Linked DNA regions of Mus musculus: region 2 is linked to region 1. Evidence: chromatin loops called from intact Hi-C (ENCODE). Cell type or tissue: heart. All regions are shown on one strand. Each heading gives the region's core, and the rest is flanking DNA. Links, peaks and the distances in the headings are about the cores only. Region 1 holds the start of Gm36599 (a long non-coding RNA gene). Region 2 holds the start of Gm42322 (a long non-coding RNA gene).

Region 1 (8,330 bases), core at 321-8,320:
CCACCCCAGGGAGCTTTTGGAGACCTTTGGAGATATTTTTATTATAGTGACTGGAAGCACCTACTGGCTGGGATCGGAGATGGTAGACCATCTTTGATGTACTTCTTGGATCCTCTGTGGAGAAACTGGTAGCTGACATGCCTCTTTGGAAACCAGGAGAACAGGATATATGGAGTCTCACCTCTCCTGTCAGGAAGTGTTTATTGGCCCTCTGGCTTATTGCTGGGAGAGAGGAAAGGAGCCTGGGAGTTTGGAGTCACTAATGCACTAGGCAATTACTAAGAATTGACTCTGATGGGCCCTTCACTGAGCAGGACCCTGAGCAAATAAAAATGAGTAAGAGCTATTCCTATCCTGGAGGCTTTCCCTTGGGTGGAGAAATAATGAATGAATAAATAAACATATACTTACCTTTTAAGAAAAAAAAAAAAAGAGGCATGGTCTCTTATAACCCAGGCTGACCTTAAATTCTCTACATAGCCAAGAAGGACCTTGACCTCCCAATCCTCCTGTCTCCACCTTCCAAATGCTGGAATTACAGTTGTGTCCCACCTACCATGCCTAGTGTGGGGAGGCACACACCTTTAGTCCCCGCACTAGGGAGGCAGAAGCAAGAAGATGGGCATGTGTTTGAGGCCAGCATAGTCTACACAGCAAGGTCCAGGACAGCTAGGGATAATAGTGAGATCCTATCTCAAACAAACAGACAGACAGACAGACAAACAAACAAACTTGCCTGCTGACTATTAGATATGTTTGCAGTCTTTCTCCCGCATGTAATCTAATGCTGAGACTGTTTTCTATTAGTTCCACTGGATGAGAAAACCGAGGCCCGGAGTTGTCTGATATGCCTGGATCACTCAGCTGCACATGGTAGAGCTGATCTTACACAAAGCCCACAGTCTCTTCACTAGACTTCATTACCGCTGGGCTTTGAAAAGGGTGGTGTGTGTGTGTGTGTGTTCTTTACTTACTGGCAGAAAGATTCCTATAACCCTCTGTCAAACTGAGGAATCTAAAGAAAAGGGACAGGGTGGCATCTACTGAGAGTTCCCTGTGACCAGGGTTGTGCTGGAGGCTGTTGAATGGTGAAGGTGTTGGAGAGATGGCTCAGCGGTTAGGAGTACTGACTGCCCTTCCAGAGGACTTGGGTTCAATTTCCCAGCAACCACAGGGCAGCTCACAACTGTCTGTAACTCTAAGAATTGACAGCCTCACACAGACACGCACGCAGGCAAAACACCAATGCACGTAAAATAAAAATAAATAAATGAAAAAAAAAGAAAAGAGAAGAAACATGGAGAGAATCCAGGTGTCACAGGATGGTAGACTTAGCTCTGTAGATTCCAAGGCTTCTCGAGGCCATAGGGTCCTAACCAGCCAAATTCACAAGAACCTGAGATACAAGCCAGAAGGTAGTGTTGTTTCTGTCTTCCTGCCGCCATGGGGTTGTACTTCCCACTGTGAGCCCAGTCACCGAGAATCCTGCCTCTGCCACTGGCTGGCTCCGTGGCTCTATGCAAGGGTTTACGTTCTGCAAGTTTCAGTCTGTCCATCTGTGAGGTAGCGTTAAATGTTTAATACACGCACGTCAGCTGTCTGCCACTGCCATTTACAGAATGCTGGCTCCGTGCCAGGGGTCCTGCTCAGGGCATGCTGCCATTTCAGCCTCACACAACCTAGAAAAACAGGCGGCTGTTCTGATTAACTGAGGTACTGTGAGATAACTCGTGGACACCCCCACCATACACACACACACACACACACACACACACACACACATATCCATTTTGAGATAGACCCCTTCCATGTTGCTCAGGCTCCTTAGTGCTGGAATCGTAGGCATATACCATCATGCCTGACCGAAGTCGGATTTCTGAAGGTGTCCAGGACATTAAGCTGGTGGATCAGGGGCTGGGACCAAGTCTCTGGCCCCAGATTTAGCACTTATCCTCCACAGCCCTTTCCTGGAACTAAGATATTCTTGTCGTCTGCCTCCTGGGGCTCTGCCTGCTGCCTTCTGCCCATGTGGTTTCAGTGAAGGCCCCAGCAATGCAGTGAGCCATCTGGAGTGCTCCAGGCCCCTCGCTGCTCTTCAGCCGAACCAGACCGTCCCTGTGTCTACAGGTTCCCCATCACTCCCTCCAGAGCAGCTGGATGAAGCTCCCTGGCACCCCCATTTCAGTGCCGCCTTCTGTTCCCTCCAGATAGAGCACAATGCAATTGATTAAGCTACAGCTCTCTCCGTTTCAATCACATCCTCTTTCGCCCTGCCTCCCTGAGATTACAGGCCGGTCACCTTGATTGCAACTCGCTCCCGTTCACAAAACTCTTCGGTCGTTTACAAAACCATCTCCCGCCTCATTCACTCCCCCACCTGGCTCTTCTCCTCCGTGATGTGTAGATTTTACTGGCTTACGGCTCAGAGGGCGATTTTATCTCCAGGTTCCATGCTGCGGGAGGGCACCTAATTGACTGGGGGGTGGGGGTGGGGATGTTTCGCTTGCGTGGTCTAATTTGATCTTCACCACTAGGCTCTGCAGCAATGGGAGATTATAGCCATTTACAGAGAAGAAAATGAAGGTTCTGACCCTCACCCAAGGTCATTCCGTGAGATGATAGAGTCTGGGTTTGAACTCTAGGACTCACTCGTGTGTTCCACTGGCACACATGATAGAGCTGTAGGACAAAATCTAATACTGATGCAGCGAGGCTGTGGATACAGGTGTCTCCGTACTTGCTGATTGCACTCAATTGGGACTAGAGAGGTGGCTCAATGTTTAAGGGTCCTTACCACTCTTGTAGAGGACCTGGGTTCAATTCAGAGCACCCACATCTGGAAGCTCACAGCTACTTGAAACTATTTCATGGGGTTCAATGTTCCCTGGCCTCTGAGGACACTAACATGTGCATATTAACTCATGCATGCATGCATGCATGCATACATACATACACACACACACATAAGTAAAAATTAAATAACCCACCAACTTAGTCATTTGTTAATTTCATATACACCTGTTTTTGTGTTGCTCTGCTTGTAGTTTTTAATGGGCGTTGTTCTTTCTTTGTTGTTGTTGCTGTCGTTGTTGTTTTGAGATGGACCTGGTCTATGTAGTCCATGCTGGCCTTGAACTCAAAGTCCTCCTGTTTCTGTATGCATTTAGTGTTGTCTCCACTAGGCTGGTCTTGTCCAGAAAACATGACAGTAAACCATTACAACACACAGCAGCGAGGCCAGTGTAGGCGCCCATGGAGATTTCTTAGAGTATGTGGAATGAATTGGCTCTGAGGAAACAGGAGAATGAGGTCATCCCGGTTGAAAGAGTAGCACGTGCAAAGGCCCTGAGGTATAGCCGAGGGAGACTCAGGCAAATGCAAAGAACTACATATGGGATGGCAGCGAGCTTAGATGAACCAGGGCAGAATAAGGATTAAAGGCGTGTGCCACCACACCCAGCTACCGACTACTCTTCCAGAGGTCCTGAGTTCAATTCCCTGCAACCACATCGTGGCTCACAACCATCTGTAATGTGATTGGATGCCCTCTTCTGGTGTGTCTTAAGACAGCTACAGTGTACTCATAAATAAAACAAATCTTTAAAAAAAAAAAGAAAGAAAGAAAGCCAGGCAGTGGTGGCACACACCTTTAATTCCAGCACTCTGGAGGCAGAGGCAGGCGGATTTCTGAGTTCGAAGCCAGTCTGGTCTGCAGAGTGAGTTCCAGGACATCCAGGGCTACACAGTGAAACCCTGACTTGAAAAAACCAAAATTAAAAAAGAAAAGAAAAGAAAAAAGAAAGCTAGAAATCGCCTGGGCATCCACGACACACCATAGGAGACCTTTCTGAGTCCCTCTGCTCCAAAACTGAGCTGGAGGAATCCTCTGTCCACTCCTATACGTGTTTTCCTGGTACAGTTAGGAAGCCTTTCTCCCCTTAACCATTCCTAATCAGGCACTTGGCCTGGATGGCCTTGCAGTGATGCTTGCCCTCCACCTAGTGGACACTCTAGGAACTACATCCAGAAATGAAGGAAACTTTTTGCTGGGTGGGATGGTGGGGTGTCAGGTTCCAATTCCCATTTCAAGATACACAAAGTTTAATGGTGACCAAGTTCAGAGGAAAGATGGAGAAGATGACAGTTTTGGATGTGTTGGAGATCAGAGGAGGATCCAAAATCAATTGGGCGGGAATTTTTTTTTCTTTTTTTGTTTCTTTCTTTCTTCCTTTTTTTTTTCCTTCCTTTTATCTTTTTTTTGGTTTTGGTTTTTCAAGACAGGGTTTCTCTGTGTGTAGCTATGGCTATCCTGGAACTCACTCTGTAGACCAGGCTGGCCTCGAACTCAGAAATCTGCCTGCCTCTGCCTCCCAAGTGCTGTGATTAAAGGCGTGCGCCACCACTGCCCAGCCTCTTTTTCTTTTTTACATGACAGGATTTCACAATATCGGTCTGGCTGTCTAGGAATTTACTCTGTAGACCAGGTTGGCCTCAAGCTCACAGACATCTGCCTGCCTTTGCCTCCCATGTTCTGGGACTAAAGGCATGAACTACTACAATAGCCCTGGGCAAGTCCTTTTCAGAGGAAACAAGAAAATAAACACAGTCAGATAGGCAGCTTTAGTTCCAGCGCTCTGAGAGACAGAGGCAGGCTGCTCTTTTTTCGTTCCGGGCCAATCCAGGACTACATAAACTACATAGTAAAACTGTCTAAAAACACCAATGAAACAAGAGACAAAGACAAGCGACTAGGACTGGAGAGATGGCTTAGCAGTTAAGAGCACTGGCTGCTCTTCATTATGTAAGAACAGCAGGGCTGGTGAGATGGCTCAGTGGGTAAGAGCACCCGACTGCTCTTCTGAAGGTCCAGAGTTCAAATCCCAGCAACCACATGGTGGCTCACAACCATCTGTAAAAAGATCTGACTCCTTCTTCTGGAGTGTCTGAAGACAGCTACAGTGTACTTACATATAATAGATAAATAAATCTTTAAAAAAAAAAAAAAAAGGAACAGTAATGATGTGCACACCAGGCTAGGACGGATAGCTTTGGCTATTTGTGGGGAGGGTGGAGTGGGGTCCTGAGTTCAATTCCCACCAACCACATGGTGGCTCACAACCATCTGTAATGAGATGCCCTCTTCTGGTGTGTCTGAAGATGCTCTCAACCGCTGAGCCATCTCTCCAGCCTAACTTCTTTGTTTTCTAATGCAGCTGAAAAAGAGTGGGCATTTGAGGATTGTGAAGTTGAGGTGAACCTGGGCTACGTATGGAGAGTCCTTGTTTCAAAAGAGAGAGAGAGGTGAGAGAAGAAAAAGGGGTGGAAAGTCCCAGCCTGCTGCAGCAAACCTGTGATTCCAGCACTTGGGAGGTACAAGCAGGAGAATCAAAAAATCCAAGGTCATCCTCAGCTACATTGTAAGCTTTAGGCTAGCCTGAACTATTCGAAACCCTGTAACAAAGGGAAACAAAACGAAACAAAACAAAACCCTTATTAAAAAAAAAAAAAAAGGCTTCCAGGACAGCCAGGGCTACACAGAGAAACCCTGTCTTGAAAAAAAACCAAAAAAAAAAAAAAAAAAAAAAAAAGGCAAGCGGGGGTGGGGGTGGGGGTGGGGGGTGGGGGGTAGGAGGTGGGGGGTTGGGGGTGGCCCACGCCTTTAATCCCAGCACTCGGAAGGCAGAGGCAGGCAGATTTCTGAGTTCGAGGCCAGCCTGGTCTACAAAGTGAGTTCCAGGACAGCCAGGGCTATAAAGAGAAACCCTGTCTCGAAAAACCAAAAAAGAGAAAAAAAAGCAAGAGACAGAATTGAGTGGATGCAGAGACAGGAAATGAAGCTGCTGGAAAGTCGAATTAGGTATGAGTGGAGTGCACTACACTGACAGTGGGTTAGTGCCAAAAATGGAGATGGTGAATTATTTGAAGTCCTGGTCAGCCATGTGCTTGGCTGGGATTCTAACCCTTGGACAACAGCGTTAGAAGGCAAAATAGAGTTTTGTGGGGGGTTTTCAAAATTGTGTGTGTGTGTGTGTGTGTGTGTGTGTACAGTGTCTGTGGATACCAAAGTTTCCCCCACGCCCACCCTGCACCCGAGCTGAAATCACAATTAGTGGCAAGAAACTCTGGTCTTCTAGGAGACCAGCTGAAAGGCTGTGACCCTCCGGCCCCTGATTTGTTTTGCTTTTGAGATGGGGCTTAGGGTGAGGTGGCGGGCATGCCTCAGGCTGGCTAGGAAATATGTCATCTACATTAGCTTCAAACTCCAGCCTCCTGAACACCGGCGCTGGGATTCCAGGCACAAGCTCAGCCTCCACTTCGTGACTAGGGTAGAGGAGGGATAACAGAAGAGACAGGAGGACATCCACTCTGAACACATGGAACCACACTAGGTCACGCTTCTAGGACACATAGCTTTGACCAGGCCCGTGAACTGAGCATATCACTATACTTGATAACACCTACGGAATTATCAGTGGTGTCCCAGGCTAAGCACACACAGACAGACAACAATGTGCTGACCTACAGTTAGAGAGATAACCGAAGGCAAGCCAAGGACACACACTTACCCCCCAAGACTCGGTGGAGAGAGCCAGGACCTTGTACACCCTGATGGACACAGGAATTTACACATATGCCGTGTGACCGTCAAGGACCTTACCCTACCCCCCTCTGTCTTCTCCAGGTCCCTCACCACCTCTGGCAGGAACAAAGCTGACCTTTGCCCTGTGGCCTCTGGCCTCTCCTCCCACACCCCCTGCCCCAGAGGGAGGAGCTGTTTGAAGTCTGGGCTGCAGCTGGGGTTTCCTGTTGCCTAGAGGAATGTGGGAGGATTGTGCAGGGGAGGGGAGAGGGGCTGGTCTGAAGGAGGGTAAAGTGGGGGCCCGTAGTAGTTTTCACTGTCAGGGGGGCTTCCTGCTACCCTGATCTCCTGGACCCTAGATCTAGCCATTGCATTCGATGGCGGGTAAAGCTGGGACAGAGTGGCTCTAGTCCAGGGCACATCTTGTTCTTGGATCTGCAGCTCAGTGGCTCAGGAAAGTTCAGGAAAGCTTGTTAGGTCCCAGTTTCTTCTTGTATGGAGGAAACTGAATTACTCTATAGCAATTCAGACATCCTTTCTGGAAGCCCCAGAACCTTTGTATTCAGAGAGGGGGCACCCATCGTTTCTCCCCTTTCTATGAATCCCAGGGACTATCAGTCATTGCCGTTCTTTTGTTTTGTTTTGTTTTTTGAGATAGGGTTTCTCTGTGTAGCCCTTGCTGTCCTGGAACTCACTTTGTAGACCAGGCTGGCCTCGAACTCAGAAATCTGCCTGCCTCTGCCTCCCAAGTGCTGGGATTAAAGGAGTGTGCCACCACTGCCCGGCTGTCATTGCCATTCTTATTATAACCTAATCTCTCCTCTACCTTGCCAGTTTTCTATTTATTTATTTATTTGTTTATTTATTTATTTATTCTAGAGGGAGTCTCTCATGTAGCCCAGGCTGGCCTTGTGTACCTGTACAGCTGAAGATGACCTTAGATTTCTGATCCTCCTGCTTCCACTTTCCCTATGCTGGGGTTACAGGCACATACCATTCAGGAACCTGAGTCTATTTTATCCATGGAAACCTGGGCCTCTGACAACACAACAAATAAAGGCAAGCCCAGGTGTGCCTGGATCCCAGTTTACACGGCCTTTAAAACCTTAGGTCCCCACAGTTTTATCTTTACTTTCAAGTAATATTTCCTGGGTCTGAATATACTAGGTTTTGTCTCCAGTGAAACAAACGTGGTTGGAGGAAGCTGACCCCAGAAAGAGGAGAGGCTCTTCCTAGCTCTTCCTCAGCTTAAATCACCGGAGCAGATATGGAGATTGGACACTAGGTGGCAGCAGCATCCCGCATAATAGTTCATGTGCAGTTTGGGGGACCCCTTCCCCAACATACTTTGGAAAGGCTCCATAAGAAAAACCTGTCCCTAAATTCCAGGAAGGCTCTGCTGTGTTTTGTTTCTAGGAATCTGTAACCCTTTGGGGCTACCCACTACTTCTGCAGAGGGGACACCTGAAGCAGCCTGGAGAATTTGGAGCATATTTGGGAAATTCTACCTAACTTCTTTTTCGTGTGCCTTTTGCCACCTAACTAGCCATTCCCCCCGCCCCCTTTATGCTTTTCTTGAATATCGATTAGTCCCATCTTTCCTGGGGCTCTCTGCCACCAGTATGATCTCATCCCAACCTCTGCCTACATTTAATTCAAGCAGTAAGGGTCTTCCTATCCTTGGTAAAGGTGGGTGAGGCATTAGAGATGGGCAGACCTGGGAGTCTCTCACACCCATCAGCACTAAAGT
Region 2 (8,330 bases), core at 89-8,088, 430 kb after region 1:
TAAACTGATAAGCGCTGAAAGCCCCGCCCCCAGTGACATACTTCCTCCAGTAAATCCCACCTCCTAAAGGTTCCACAACCTTCCCAAACAGCACCACCAACTGAGAACCGAGCGTTTAAACATTTGAATCTATGGGGGTGGGGGGGGGGGATGTGCATTTCTTATTCAGTTCATAAACTTTTCCAATCATTCCCTTTAAAGAGCTAATAGGACCAGGTTCTTAACAAATGTTGCAGATCTGTGCCCCACACTCAAGATGCTGTACTTTTTCCTTGTTTTAAAGATAGTTTCCTGTTGCAGCCCAGGCTATCCTGGGACTTACTATATAGCTCAGGCTGCTCTCCATCTCACAACAATCTTCCAACTTAAGCCTTCTAAGTGCTGGGATTATGGGCATACACTACCGTGCAGAAATAATATCTGTACTGGCTGGTTTTATGGATCAACTTGACACAGGATGGAGTTATCACAGAGAAAGGAGGTTCCCTTGAGGAAAGGCCTCTCTATGAGTCCTCTATAAGAAAGCACGCTGAGCAAGCCAGGGGAAGCAAGCCAGTAAGTGACATCCCTCCATGGCCTCTGCATCAGCTCCTGCCTCCAAGTTCCTACCCTGTCCTGACTTCCTTTGGTGAACAGCAGTGTGGAAGTGTAAGCTGAATAAACCCTTTCCTCCCCAAATTGCTTCTTGGTCATGCTGTTTTGTGCTGGAATCGAAACCCTGACTAAGACAATATCCTTGAGCTGGAAAGATGACTCAGCAGTTAAGAGCACCAACTGCTCTTCCAGAGGTCCCAAGTTCAACTCCCTGCAACCACATGGTGGCTCACAACCATCTGTAATGGGATCCAATGGTGTGCCCTTTTCTGGTGTGTCTTAGGAGACGCAATGGTGTACTCATATACATAAAATAAATAAATAAATCTTTTTTAAAACGACAGTATCCTTTACTAATATAGTAAACTGGTGCCAGGCATAGGATCTCAGCACTCAGAAACAGAAGTAGAAGGATTCCAAGTTCAAGGCTCTCCTGGACTTCATAGCAAGGCCTGTCTTAATAATAACAATAATGGCAATAGACAACTGGTAACCTTCAGTTTTCCTGAGTACTGCGAACCACCAGCAAAACGAGTTAATGCACGCAGAGAGCAGGGTTCATGGGGGCCAGAGTTTGAAGTTGGTTGGGCAGAAGCGGTTACACCAATCCACCTGTTGGCACCTGCAGTGAGAAACGTATGAGGCCAAGCCCTGAACCTATTCGATGTTACACCACCTACAGGTGGGCCTTGTCAGAATAGGAATGAATTAAAGGACATGTAGCCGGGGTCTGCTCTGAGCATAGCAGGTCTGTCTTAGCGTTGTTAACGTAGGGCAACACAGACTGGAGAGATGGCTCAAGCTAACAGCACATGTTCCCCATGCAGAGGACCTGGGGAAGGGTCCCAGGACCAGTGCGGTGTCTCAGAACTGTCTGTAACTCCAGCTCCAGCTCCAACCCACTTCTTCTGGTCCCTGAGGGACTTAGGACATATGTATGGTCCCCATACATATGCAAAAGAAATTTTATATAAATATATATGTATATATATATATATATGCACACACACACACACACACATATATATATATACATATATATATGTGTGTGTGTGTGTGTGTGTGTATGTATATGGTAGCTGTCTTCAGACACACCAGAAGAGGGCATCAGATCCCATTACAGATGGTTGTGAATCACCATGTGGTTGCTGGGAATTGAACTCGGGTCCTCTAGAAGAGCAGTCAGTGCTCTTAACCACTGAGCCATCTCTCCAGCCCTCCCCGCCCCCCGACTCACACATTTATACATAAAAATTAACTGCTTTAGTCAGGGAGTAGTTGCCCATGCCTGTAATTCCAGCACCTAGCGGGCAGAGGCAGACAGATCTCTGGGAGTCTGTGTCCAGCCTGGTCTACAGAGCTGTAGAGGCTTAAGAGGTCCTCGTGCACACAGCTAAGCACAAGGGAAGCCAGGAAGGTTAAACAGGCAGGCTTGTCTCTTCAGAGGGAGGAGATGGGTACCCGTCCTCCATCTGGAATGCGGGGGAGGCTGGAGTTTAGAACCTGATGATGCTTTGCTATCTACAGGGCCAGACTTCACCCACATGCCCCAGAATCATTATATTTGTTTAGCCCAGACTTCTTCCCCCCCACCCCCCGCCACTTCATCCCCTGCCTCCCCCATAGACCTCGAGCACTGTCCCTCAGTCCATAAAGCCATCCTTAGGAGAGAAGCTGCTTGTGTTTTCCAGCAGCCTGAGTGACTTCTGTGTTGTCTCAGGGCCAGGCCACTCCTGACTCCCATGGGCATGGTGTTTACCTCCCTAGACCCTTACCTTGGGCACTGTTTCTCAGTCAACAGTCCCCATCTTTAAAGGAAGAAGCCATCTGTATTTTGTAAAGAGTTTCAACGTAAACATGTCTTAAGCTTTGTTGTACACACGGGAACTGAGTTAATTGCCCTCAGAAAACTTTTTTCCAAAACTGTGCTGGGCTTAAATACAGCTAAATTAAAGCACCTGGTGTCAGACTCCAGAAGTCTGAGCTGAACTGAGATTCATTCTCGCCTTTCCTCCGATTGTTTTGCTGCTGGCCATGATACTTGCGGGTGTGTGGGAGGGGGAGGGGTGTCACACACAGTGAATGCAAGGCCAGCCAGGGGATATGGAGTGAGACCCTTTCTCAAAAAACATAAAACTAAGAAAATAAAAAGCAAAACATAGGAAAACAGGACAAACAGGTCCGGAGCTATCTGCATCTTTGTATCTTCCGGCAACTAGAAGGAAACACCTCAGTGAGGCTGAGACATTGTCTCCAATTTTGTCCTAAAAATAAAGAACAGGTGAATTATTTCTTATTTATTTGAGACAAGGCCTTACTAAGTAACATTGACTGGCCTTGAACTTGATAAATAGGCTAGGCTGGCCTTGAACTCACCGAGATCCTCCTGCCTCTGCCTCCTGAGTCCTGAGACTGAAGGTGTAGGCTACCATACCCAGCTCTCTCTCTCTCCTCTCTCTCTCCTCTCTCTCCCTCTCCCTCTCTCTCCTCTCTCTCTTCTCTCTCTCTTCCCTCTCTCCTCTCCTCTCTCTCTCTCCTCTCTCTCTTCTCTCTCTCTTTCCTCTCTCCTCTCTCTCTCCTCTCTCTTCTCTCTCCTCTCTCTCTCCTCTCTCTTCTCTCTCTCCTCTTTCTCTTCTCTCTCCTCTCTCTCTTCTCTCCTCTCTCTCTCCTCTCTTCTCTCTCTCTCTCCGCTCTCTCTCCCTCTCTCTCTCTTCTCTCGCCTCTCTTTCTCTCTTTCCTCTCTCCTCTTTCTCTCCTCTCTCTCTTCTCTCTCCTCTCTTCTCTCTTCTCTCTTCTCTCCCTCTCTCCTCTCTCTCTCTCTCTGATACAGGTTCTGGCTTGTAACTCTGTGTGGGCAGGGATGGCCCTGGACTTCTGATCCTCCCACCTCCTCCCCAGTACTGGAATCCCAGGAATACACGACCACGCCCAGTTTTATGAAATACTAGGGATCAAACCCAGGGCCTCAGACATCTGTAGCTCATTCCTAGCTCGTTGGGAGCCTCTTGTCAAAGGCTGTAGTACTTTGAGGAACAGTCAAGGGGGCCAAAGCCTTCTTTCCTACACAGTCCAGCCCACCTAGAACGGCAGTATCCACCAAGCATCCTCCTCCTCCCTTTCCTCCCAGGTACTGCCCTGGACAAGAGCAGAATCCTGCAAGGCTGCTGGGAGCCTGGCCCAGGCCCCTCTCCCTTTCCACAAGCCCCTGCCGCATCCCTAGAGGCCTCCTTCTCTGCTTACTCTCAGGGGACAGGCTGCAGGAGCATAGCAATTGCTTAGGACTGGGACTGGCTGCTTGCAGGGGCCATCTGTTCACAGGCTGTGGGGAGGCGCAGAGCTGTCTGAGAAATGACCTCGAAGGCTCATCCTGGGTTGCTTGGCAACTAGCAAGCAGGGGATTAGTGGTTTCCTGTTCCTCAAGGGGGGCAGCGCTTGAACTCAGTTTTTCCCGGGGAAGGGGGTAAGGGCAAGGTGGGATGAAAAGCCACCACTTGTGTAGCTGATACTTCAATTGCCTGGCATCACCCATACAATTGCTTGGCTCCTGTACTCCGGCACTCCGGGTCATTCTCCTGAAGAGCGTTGGGGTGGGGGTGGGGGGTGGGGACACTGTTCTGCGAAGACCCAGCCTCACATCGAGATCTGAGATCCGATGGCAGTTAGCGCTTTTGCCTCCGAGTTCCAGAGATAGGGTTGGTTCCTGCGGAGCTGTGCGTGCCTGTGCGCCTGCTCCAGTTCTCCAGCCTTAATCAATTAGGGCTGAAGAGCAGAGTCTAATGTGCAAGGGGAGGGGTGGGTGTGCAGCTGGAGGCTGCAGAAGGGACTCCAGGGAACCGGCCACCTGCTCAGCGGCTCCCCTGAGCTTCCTTCCTTGTGCCCTCAGAGGCTGCCAGGCACACCTGACTTTGTTCCAAGGTCAAACAGCACCCCGATCTTACAGTTCCAGCTGCCCCACCAGGCTTCCAGTCTCTCCTGGGGCCACCAAGAAGATGATGGGTGTGGTAGCACACAGTTTTAGTTTCAGAATCTTGGAGGAAGTAACAGAGAGCTAAATGAGATGGAAATGAAATCAAGGTCCAAGAATAAGGCTGGGTGTGGTGGCACAAGCCTTTAACTCTAGCAATCAAGAGGCAGAGGCAGGCAGAGTGCTGTGAGATTGAGGCTAGCCTGGTCTACACGGTGAGAGACCCTATCTCAAAAAACAGAATTCAGTCCAGGAAGATATGATAATCATACAAACATTAGGGCCCTCCTCTGCCTTGTTTCTGAATGGTTTCTGTTTGCCTTTTGCCACATGGTCCAAATTGGTTGCTTCAGCTCCGCATCCCATTTCATCCATAGGAAAGGAAGGAAAGAGGAAATGTGAGTCTTCTACTTAAGAGAAATTAATGAATTACCTTCGCCTTACGCTCCATTTGCCGGAACCTGCAAATGTTAGCCAGATCTACTGCAAGGGAAGAGTGACATGGTGTGTGTGTGTGTGGGGGCGGGGGGTTGTGAGTGTATGTGTGTGTGTGGTATATTTGTGTATGTGTAGTATGGTGTGTGTGTGTGTGTATGTGTGGTATGCATGTGGGTGTGGTGTGTGTGTATGGTGGTGGGTATGTGTGATGTGTGGGTTTTTGTGGGTGTATGTGTGTGTGTGGTGTATATGTGTAGGTGTAGTATTGTATGTGGGTGTGGTGTATGTGTGGTGTGTGTGTATTGTGTGTATGTGGTATGTGGGAGGGATGTATGGTCTGAATGTGTATGTGTGTGGTGTATATGTGTGAGTGTAATGTGTGTGTGTGTGTAGTATGTTGTGTATGTGTATACATGTATATGGGGGCTATTGTGGTGGGGGTATGTGTGGTGTGTATGTGTGTGTGTTATAGTTTGCAAATGATGATTTCCAGCACAGAAAGCATTCAGAGTAGCTGAAACAGAGACAGGGAAAATACAGCATCCAAAGACATTTTATTTTTCTGAATCAGATGCAGAGAGAATGTGTGGCCCTGAGTTCAGTTCTTCCAAGGACCCAGCAAGGTAGGCCATGCTATTCTGTGTTTGCTAGACTACAGACTCCCATACCCGACAAAACAGACTGAAAGATTACCCTTGTAGTCAGGTGTCAGGACACATCTGTAAGCCCAACATACCATAGCTGAAGGACGACGGCAAGTTCAAGGCCAGCCTTGGCTATATGGTGAAACCCTGACTCAAAAGAATAAACAAAAGGAGCTAGGGAGGTGTCTCAGTCTATAGAGTGTTTACTTGTGCAAGCTCAAAGACCTGAGTTAGGGTTCCCAATACCCACATAAAAAGCAGGGCACGTCTATAATCGCAGTATGGCGGAGACAGAGACAGGAGGACTCATGAAGTTTCCTGGGCAGTGAGCCTGGCCAGATTGGTGAGCTCCAGGTCCACTGAGAGCCTCTGCCTCAGGAAATAAGGTAGAGAGTGATTAGGAAAGGCACGTGTGGGTACAGACTCCCCAGGGAGAGCTGCAATTGATTTCCTTAGCTCTGGCCACCCGTGCCATCATGACGGCTCTCAGGTTCCATCTCTAAAGGTTGCTGGGAAACTTTTCTTTACTCTCTTTTAAGAAAAATGAGTGAAGTGGCTCTGAGGATGCCTCAGATGGACTCACAGGCTGAGCTGGGGGCGCCAAGAGCCCCCAAGGTCACACAGGGAATTCAAAGCATTCCCAGAAACAAAGGGTGTGTAGGTGGGAAGGAGGTAATTTTGTTGGAATTCTTGTTGTCTGTTGGCAAGAGGCTTCAATTGGATTCCAAGGGGAGGAGCTGGCTCTCTCTCTCTCTCTCTCTCTCTCTCTCTCTCTCTTTCTCTCTCCTTATGTCTTCTCTTTTCATTGTTTCTCTGTTACTGTTCCATCCATTACTACCAGTATACTGAACCATTTTTTTCCTTTGAGAGACCGTGTCTATAGTTGGGTGTATCATGTTCTTTGCTATAGGAGAGTGTGTCAACCCTTGGGTGTGTGTTCTTTTCCTTTGTCCTTGTGCTTAACATCCATCAGTGATGGACATGGCTTGGTGACTCACATCCTTAGATCCGGCACACAAGAGGCAGAGGCAGGCCAATCTCTGAAGCCATCCCGGTCTATATAGTGAGTTCCAAGGCAGCCAGGACTACAAAATTAATCTCTGGCTCAAAAAAAGAAACAAACCTTTCAATAAACTACAACCTGCTTCATAGGGGCTTATCCTGAAATTATTTTCCTTGGCAAAGCCAAGTATCCGGCCTTACTTGACTGAGGCTCTTGTTAGAGAGAGGAGCTGCTCTGACTGCCGTGTGCTGGGCTGTGAGCTGTGACATAGGCGGCTGAGGCAGAAACTGCAGCACAGTTTCTAACGTTGTCAGCTTTTACCTCCTCCGATTCTGGGAAAGAAACTGCTTCGCTGTGATTGTGCCAAGCTCTGAGGGGCCAGGCTGGACCCTGCAGGGGGATGGCCATCTTGGCTGTACTCATTCTAAAGTTTGAATTTTCGGTACTCACAGGAGAGCCCAGAGGGGACCTTTGTTAGTTAAGACCACAGCTTCCTTCTGTGGGGACTATGTCCTGCCTCTCAAAGGTCCCTTTGTTCTGAGGCCTTGTTGGTCTTGGCAGCCTGGCCGAGAAGTGTCAGAGGAGCTGGCCAAGCTCAGGGCTGGGAAGAGCTGGGAGGCCTGGGGCTATGGAGGTGACGGGCAGGGGGTTGAGCCCCCCCCCATGCCTGATGGAACAGTGAGCTCTGTGAGGGTGGGATGACCCTGGGACCCAGAGATGTCCTGTCTAGCGGTGTGCTGAACAGTTGTTACTCTTCCTGGGATCCAAAAATTTCCAGGGAAATTCTGCTCATGGAGAAGAGTCATGGCTTCTTAGAGAAGAAACGCTGCACGGTACAAGTGAGTAGATTCCACGGCCGGATTACAAAGTCTAGACCTAGGGAGGATGAGACCCGCTTACTGTCACCTCAGAGGACAGGCAGGCTGCCGCTAATCCTCGGTTCCTCTCATACTATAAGGGCAGGTGCTTGTCCCTGATCCCTTCCTGAAGCAAGGCTGTTTTCTTCAAGTGAGAGGACTACCTGTCGACCTATCCAGGGTCAGATGACCAGTCAAATGTCACTACAATTGGTCCAGGGTTACTGTCTAGCCAATGAGACAGAAGCAAGAGTCTGTGGGGGCTTCTGGGAAGAATTCTCTACCCTAATGAGAGGAAACTTTTTTTGTTTATTTGTTTATGTTTTTTAAAATTGTCTTTCTCTGGGTAGCCCTGGCTGTCCTGGAACTCGTTCTGTAAACCAGGCTGGTCTCGAACTCAGGGAGCTGGGATTAAAGGCATGTGTCACCATTGCCTGGAAAAAGGAAACATTTTACCCCAGCCTTCCCTTCCCGGGAGACTGCCTGAGAACCCAGTTGAGCAGTTCTAACGGGAGGCTCCTCAGCCAGACGTTGGGTTAAAAGGAGCCTCTGCCTTTTCTGGCAGCCTTCCTCATCTGGTTCCCGTGCAGATCCAGTGGGCGGACAAAGGAGAAATGGCTGCCCAGCTCAGGCGAGTGGCTCGCTCAGGGTTGCTATTACCAGGTTGGTCACTTGTGGAGGTGACATTAGGAGCTTTCATGAGGATCTCCTATTATTCATGAAGGGAGGGGGAAGTGAAATTAACCCTTTCCTCCTCAAGTTGCTTTTGGTCATTGTGTTTATTACAGTAATAGAAACCCTAACTAGGGCTGGAGAGATGGCTCAGCACT

The links. Peaks named below come from ENCODE experiments on the same cell type or tissue, not always from the same donor. Only the 100,000 strongest peaks of a DNase experiment are listed, where the experiment ranks them.
Region 2: a loop joins it to region 1, with 1.8 times the contacts of the local background. A loop is called at or near these places in 5 of 42 quality-filtered maps.

The regions. Positions count from the first base shown.
Region 1 is chr4:133,001,462-133,009,791 of GRCm38, forward strand. Fgr (FGR proto-oncogene, Src family tyrosine kinase) reads left to right here. Exons shown (of 13, transcript NM_010208.4): 13 at 1-432. Gm36599 (a long non-coding RNA gene) reads right to left here and starts at 6,691. Exons shown (of 3, transcript XR_390813.3): 1 at 6,567-6,691; 2 at 3,019-3,288; 3 at 1-1,679. In heart, for the core only: CTCF peaks have their summits at 4,002 (motif pointing left) and 7,863 (motif pointing right); DNase peaks (open chromatin) are centred at 1,640, 3,960, 6,800 and 7,980; H3K4me3 peaks cover 376 bases; H3K27ac peaks cover 3,803 bases; H3K27me3 peaks cover 38 bases.
Region 2 is chr4:133,436,101-133,444,430 of GRCm38, forward strand. It overlaps Gm42322 (a long non-coding RNA gene), which reads right to left and starts at 4,266. Exons shown (of 3, transcript XR_881475.1): 1 at 3,835-4,266; 2 at 2,553-2,858; 3 at 960-1,216. In heart, for the core only: no CTCF peak of the experiment used is centred there; DNase peaks (open chromatin) are centred at 3,821, 4,525 and 8,081; H3K4me3 peaks cover 1,207 bases; H3K27ac peaks cover 3,417 bases; H3K27me3 peaks cover 532 bases.